Regions from separate parts of the Homo sapiens genome. Here region 2 is linked to region 1. A link is a contact called in ENCODE Hi-C or POLR2A ChIA-PET data. All regions are on one chromosome and are shown on one strand. Each heading gives the region's core, a stretch centred on a gene start or an enhancer-like site at or near the end of the contact. The rest is flanking DNA. Distances are from core to core; before and after follow the strand shown.

Region 1 (3,326 bases), core at 305-2,804:
CTAAGCCAATGACTTCACCTTTGCTGGGTCTGGTTTCCCATGGTTTAAGTTGCAGAGTGGGAGGATTTGACTTGCTTAGGCGATCTCAGCTGGGCCCTGCCCCAACACTCAGGCCAGCCTCCAGGGCCACCTTTGGGGGATTTGTTCAGACACATCCTGGGAGCCTTACCAAGGGCCAGGCGTTGCTCCTTTACAGATGAGATCGCTTCTCGGAGAGGTAAATGATTAGGTCAAGGTCACATGGCTGCTCAGTGTCACAGTTGGATTAGAACACAACCAGAGCTTTCAACTCCAGTGCCAGAGTGTAGCTGTTTAGAGCTTGGGGTACGGAGTCTCCTGAGCATGGAAGAGGTAAGACCCATGAAAGCCTGGACATGTTATGGCCTCTTCTCCAACCGGACACAGCAAGGAATGTCAGCAGGGCCATGCCTCAGTTTCCCCCTTCTACTCCATCCTCTGCATCCTCCTCATCTCCCCTCCTGGCGGCCCCTTCATCCACCTTCTCCCTGCCATGTACCTGTGTTCTTCTTGGAGCACAAAGTTACCCTGTTCATGGCCTGGCTGAGAAGGCAGTCCCAGGTTTGAGGTCCCATTATCCTGCCTGTGTGAGATAAGGCCACTCATTCATTCCTCATTCAACCAAAGATTATTTGTTGAATATATTACTCTATGCCAGGCACTAAGGATAACACTGTAGCCAAAACAGACAAAAATCTCTGTTGTCATGAAGCTCAAATTTTAAGGGTAGAGACAATCAATAAACACGATGAATAACCAGAAGAAGGCATGGTTGCCACCCTAAGTCCCCTGCAAGTGAAAGGAAGCAACGAGTATTGAGGCCCTCGGTGTGCATAGTATTTGAACCACATGCGATTCTCCCAGTGAACCTTTAAGGCAAGATCGATTATCCCCATTTTCCAGATGAGAAAACTGAGGCTTAGACTGTCAAAGCCATTTGTCCATAGACACTCTGAGCCTTGCCAGACTGAGAACTTCTGTCTGCTTCCTTGCTTCTTGCCTTTAACTTTCTAAGACTAGGCTCTGATCTTCATGACAGGCGTGTTGTTCCCTGGCACTGGGGTGTCAGATGTGGGTGGAGGGAAACATCTTTTCAGCCCTAGACCTGTGCAATACCCTTGAGAGCCATGAAAATACCCTCAACTCTGTTCCAGCCACCATGGCCAGCAAATCGGCGAGATCTGCATCAGATATGATTTAATGTGTACGTAATGGGACTTCACATCGGCTGAGTCCCTACAGCTTGGTCTCTGTCTCCGCTGGGCCTCTGAGTCTGCCATGCCTCTCAGCCTAAAGACCCTGGACAGTCTTTAGGGCCATCCCTCTGTTGCTGTTGCTCCCAACCCCTTGATCTGTCTGGTAGGGTTGGGGGCTCCTGTCGTGAATGGTTTTTCCTCCTTATCCAAGCTTTAGGCCAGACAGTTTCTAGGCACTTATTAAGAAAAGGAAGTGACAGGGGAATGAGCTGAATTCCTTCATGCCAGATTGCAGCTGGCGTCATTTCTGGCAGGGCTGGTGATGATTTTGCTGTAGTCAGTCTTTCCCCAGCAGGCAAAACCTTGGGCCCGTGCATGCGGCCTCCTCAGTATCCAGTTTGGAAGGGTGATGTGTCAGAGTCTTTTACTAACGGGAGCTGAGGAAGAGACAGTGGAGGTCAAAGCACATCAGAGCTATAGGAACCTTCGTGATGGCCTGGCCCAAACTCTTTTTCAGACAGATAAGCAGACATAGCCCAGGGAGGGCAAGACACTTGCCTAAGATCTCACAGCAAGTTGTTGGCAAAGTCAAGACTTGAATCCAGAACACTTGCTTTCCAGGGCAAGGTACTCTCCACATGGCTCCCTCTTCTCTCTGCTCCCATCTTCAACCTCCAGAGGAAAGCTTGGTCCACAGCTCTCATCCCTCCTCATACCTCCTGCTAAGAGAACGTGTTGTGGTTTTCTGGCGAGGGGTCCAGGTGGAAAATGTTACCAACTTGGCTGGAGCTGAATGGCTTTCTCCTGGCCTGTCCTGGCTTGTTGGGCATGGCTCAGTATCACTCACAGTGAGAGACTGAGCCATGTTTCCCAGCCAAGGGTCTCTACGAGCAGGCTAGGAAGATGCTGCAGTGAGTCCTTCTACCTGTCTTCTCCAAATGTACTTTCAAGCCTGCTGGGATGGCCCTGCAAGGCAGGCCACCATGCACAGCTTTACTCACAGCCCCTGGCCAGGACTGCCAAGGCTGGCCTCATGCAGTGAGTCCGGAGGGAAGACCCTAAAGCTTAGAGCTGGAAGGGCCCAGCCCTGGCACCGACTCCCTGGGGTGTGGTTCAGGGATGACTGGGACCTGCCCAAGGCCGCGCAGTCCTCTGGGAGGAGGCAGGGCTTCTAACACAGTGCATTTGGGCTTCAAGTTCATGGCTCTTTCCAGTTCTCAGATTACAGGCAGCAAGCAGCCAAGTAACAGAGAATTCCTATTTCCAAGTAGGGAAATTGAGGCCAAAGCAGATTAAGGTTCTCAGCTGAGGTGATGCTGTGAGCTGGGGGTGTGGTCTCCAGTGACCCAGATGTGAACCAGAGCTGACCCAGGCTGTTGGTGCCCCTGGAATCCTGGAGAGAACTCTGCCTTCCTATTTTCTCCTTGTCCCCTGAGGCGACTTTTCTTGAGTAGATTTCCTAGTGGATTTCAGGAGGGCAGGGTAAAAACATGTTTAGACCACGAGAGAAAGGGGCTGGGAAAGTTCAGGGGTCTTTCCATGTCAGCACGCTTGGAGCCTGCACACCTAGAAAAGAATATGGCTGCTTCGAGTGCAGCAGGAAGGATGCAGGTTAGACTTAAGCAGGAACTTCCAGGCCTTGGAGAATGTCCACCTGGTAAGAAGTTCTCCAAGATCCTTTTGCGGGCTTCTCCTAGAGGTTATTAAATATTCCCACTCTTGATATAAACCCTAACTAGTGTAGTGATGGCACATTAGAGTTGACCAGGGGCTGCATTAGAAACATCTCACCGTTTCTTCAGCCCAGCCCTGCCAGGTGAGTGGGACAGTGCTGACTGTTTTGCAGGCCAGGGACCTGAGCCTTAGGAGCATGAGGGGGACTTTGGATTCTAGATGTTTCTTGCTTCTCTGCCCCTGTATCCTACCCGCTGGAGCACACGGTTGGGGTGGACACTTCCTGGAGGCAGAAGAGTGGAGGAGATGGCCTTCTGAGTTCTCCTTGGCATCCTGCTTTGGATGTGGTGGCGAGGACCGTCCCTGTCCTCAGCTCTATTCCTCTGAGTTGTTGTGGCCAAGAGAGAATGCAGAGTCTCACTCCTTAGCCTTGTTCTA
Region 2 (3,326 bases), core at 284-2,783, 36 kb after region 1:
TTTCTGTTTCTCTGGGCCAGTCAGGCAGGGGCCTTTTAACAGAGCAGTTTTTATTCCCTTCATTCGGCATCCTCTAAATGTCTGACTGCTCCCTTGTGGGAAGCCCAGGCCTCTGTCTTACCCCTGTGCCCTTGTAAAATAAATTAAGAGGGGATGGGAAAGAGCGAACATGTATGAAGTACCTCTACGCATCGTGCACCATCTCCCGTATTCGGAACAGTGCCAGGAAGTAGGGAGGTACCTTTATTGTCTCCCATTCTGCAGATGAGGCTCAGAGAGACTGATTTGCCCAGAACCCACACACCTGAAGACTGAATGACAGTTACATAGATAAAGTGCCAGGTACAGGGCTTGGCACACAGGAAGTGCTCAATACGTTGAAGCCGTTGTTATAATATTGCTATCACTTAGAAAATGCTCTAATTAATTTTTAAAAATAAGTTGTTGCAAAAATCAAGTATTTGGTTATTTTCTGTGAAATGTTAGCTGTGACCTTATACCTAGTGCCTCATCCCTCTTACCTTATACTTCAGAAAGTTCTCTGAACCCAGGGAACCAGGGGCAGGTGCAGGATCCACCATGCGTAGTGCCAGCGTGGTGCTGGGATGTACGGGAGATCCGGGCCCTGTTCACAGCCACATGCTTTGGAGGCCTTGGGCTGGAGGGGAAGGTGCGTGGTCTTTGGAGCCACACAACCAGAGCGGACATCCCAGGCTGCAGCAGCAAGACACGTGTGGCCCTCGCTGAAGTGACCACTTTAAAACTGTCTTTAGATAAGAAAGTGTGGATCCCAGAGGTAACCCTCTCATGGTAGTTAACTGACAGCTGGGCCGGCCTTATTGACTGAGTACACAAACTCTGGCCTATTCCTGGCCCAAGGTCTCATTTTACTCTGGCCAGGGTTTGGGGGACAGGGAGCGGATTTTATGGACAAAATCCACTCATCCCTCCATCTTTCCTAATTCACCCAGAACCTCTTGGCTGCAAATCTGGGTTCTTCCAAAGCCACTTCTGCACTCCTGAACCACACAAGGCCCTCCCGGCTCAGTTTGTATTTTCCTTAGCAGGGAAGAAGGTGGGGCCTGAATAAGAAATTGATGGGCCTTCCTAGGTGACCCCTCTAGGCTGTCCACCCTCGCTGCGCGTGTGCGTGTTTGCTTGCTCAGGGAGACGGCAAGGACTGGGGCCACCTAGAAGAACCCCCTGGAACCCAGAGGCAAGTTGTCACCCAGCGGAGTTCAGCAGAGCAGCAGGAGCTGCAGCGTGTGTCTGTGTGTGCACCCTTTCAGAAAAAGGCAAGGAGGCCTTTCAGAAGACAGTAAAGAGGCCTCCGCCTCCCCGATTCCAATCAGTTCTCTTGGCGGAGGCTGTTACGGTATTTCTGTCCCAGCCAGCGGGTTTGTTTCACTCTTTGAAACAGCCCCAGAGCCCCGAAAGATGGGCACAGATGGCCTCTTCCCAGCTCAGCTTAAGCCACCCCCCGCCCAACCCCAGCTCTCCAAACGTGGCAGCCTCCCAGCCTGCTTCTGGCGCGGGAAGAATGTGTGGCGCTCCCAGGGATGTTGGCAGCGGCCCCGCTGCTTGGCTTCAAAATCAGAACCATCTGGTGGAGTGAGGGAAGTCAGAACGGTGCCCAGAGAGAGGCAGCGCTCTCCCCGGCACAACCCCATGCTGGCTGGGTGACCAGGCACGGGTGGGAGACACCTGGGAGATGAGCTTCAGGGGAAGGAGCGGGAGGGCTGGGTCCCCGGATTCACGTTGTTTCTCTTGCTTTCGGGAATGTGTCTCATAGGGATTTATGGGATTCATTGGTCTGGTCGGGGAGCCAGGAATCGTGGGAGAAAAGGTAAGTGGTGTTGAGGGGAAAAGATAAACAATTAGAGCTTGTGTTTTGAAATTGTAAAAAGGTGAAGAGGCCCTTTGACCTGGGGATTTCAGAATACCCTCCCCTAGCCTCTCTCCTGACCTGGCATTCTGAGTCTGCCAAGAGACATTGTTCCCTTTCCTGGCATCCCTTGGGGTTCTATCCCTGCCCTACTGTCATCAGCCTCAAGCACAGTTAGACTTTTGTGTGACAACCAGCAGATGCATGTGACCTGGGCTCCTCACAGCTGCCTACTGGCCCTGCACAGGGGTCGGCGAGAGCAGGGAGGAAAAGACTCATCTTTACAAAGAGGAAAGATGAGGTTGCCTTGCTAAGCCTCTGTTTTAGATGAGATAACAGAGGCTCAAATAGGGGAGGTGACTTACTCCAGGTCACCCAGATAATAAGTGGCAGTGCTGAGATTTGAACCAGGTTCATTGCCAAAGGTTAGCTACACTTTGCTCACTAAGACACTCTGCCTCATGTTGGCTCCCAGCTCCCACCAAGGGCCTTGGAGGCACTTGTCTTCCTTTGTATGGGTTTATCCGATCCCCAGAGCAGGCCCTCTGGGAGAACCAATATTATTCCCATTGAATAGATGGAGGAACTGAGGTCCAGAGGGAGGAAGTATCCCCCGCAAGTCTGGCCCCGCCTAACTCTCCAGGATCCTCTTGTGCCACACTCTATCACTCTATGTGGCCCAGACCCTCGGGCCTCTGCCTTCCTCCTCCTCCTCCTCCCTCGCTTCCCCCTCCTCCTCCTTCCCCTTCTGCTCCTCCTCCTTTTAAATTCAGCTTTTTATCTTGAAATTTTAAATTTAACTTTTTATTTTGAAATAATGACAGATTCACAAGAAGTTGCAAAAAATAGTACCCTTCACCCTGTTTCTTCCAGTGGTAGCATCTTACATAATGATAGCACAACATCAAAGCCAACTCTGGGCTTCTGCTGTTGCTCAAATGACCCATGTCCCTTCTCACCTACAAACCATTGACTGCGCCATTCCCTTAGCCAAATGCTTTCTTCCCATTGCCATCTGCCTCCACCCTTTCTGCCCAGATGCTCTTCATTATCCTTCAGCTCTTGGGTCAAGAGGGACTTCCCGAGGGAAGCTTTCCCTGACCGGCTCTGCCCCCAAGTGGGTCAAGTCCTCCAATAATAACACCTTAGCACCATGACCCCCACCCTCACTGCACTGTGTCTCCTACAACCCTCTGAGTGCCTTGCTCCATGGGAGCAGGGCTGCTCACCATTGTATATTCAGAGTCTCGCAGATAGTGTCAGACACATAGTAGGTGCTCAATAGATATTTGCTGGCTGGGTGGATACAAGAAACAGAGCCTCACGAAAACAGAGCCAAGATTCGAACCCAGAGCACCTACCTTCTGGCTGGAGCTGTCTGCTACACTGCCAACTCTGCCCAGTGTGTCTGGATTGGTCGAGAGGGAATGAGTTATGTCTC

The links. A loop is a pair of places that touch in the nucleus more often than their neighbours do. ChIA-PET counts read pairs that join two places held with the same protein, here RNA polymerase II (POLR2A). Pooled maps may share reads with other maps.
Region 2: a loop to region 1 is called in a map of prostate gland, with 2.4 times the contacts of the local background. The contact joins two enhancer-like sites. A Hi-C loop is called at or near these places in 10 of 168 maps with a recorded cell type or tissue (Right ventricle myocardium inferior, cardiac septum, endothelial cell of hepatic sinusoid and 5 more), 1 of 37 single-sample maps with no recorded cell type and 7 of 50 pooled maps. POLR2A ChIA-PET finds 5 or more read pairs at or near these places in 2 of 52 experiments (activated naive CD4-positive, alpha-beta T cell and endothelial cell of umbilical vein).

The regions. Positions count from the first base shown.
Region 1 is chr9:114,212,842-114,216,167 of GRCh38, forward strand. The region is part of intron 12 of COL27A1 (collagen type XXVII alpha 1 chain); the gene reads left to right. Among named protein-coding and RNA genes, the nearest start is that of MIR455, 5.1 kb to the left of the region's middle. RefSeq lists an enhancer at 3,035-3,326. Within about 2 kb of position 1,555, at least 6 of the 41 ENCODE cell types and tissues checked have a DNase peak (open chromatin) inside an H3K27ac peak, as active enhancers do; they include gastrocnemius medialis and prostate gland, where a contact is called at or near this core.
Region 2 is chr9:114,248,823-114,252,148 of GRCh38, forward strand. COL27A1 (collagen type XXVII alpha 1 chain) reads left to right here. Exons shown (of 61, transcript NM_032888.4): 25 at 1,793-1,846. Among named protein-coding and RNA genes, the nearest start is that of MIR455, 41 kb to the left of the region's middle. Within about 2 kb of position 1,534, at least 15 of the 41 ENCODE cell types and tissues checked have a DNase peak (open chromatin) inside an H3K27ac peak, as active enhancers do; they include gastrocnemius medialis and prostate gland, where a contact is called at or near this core.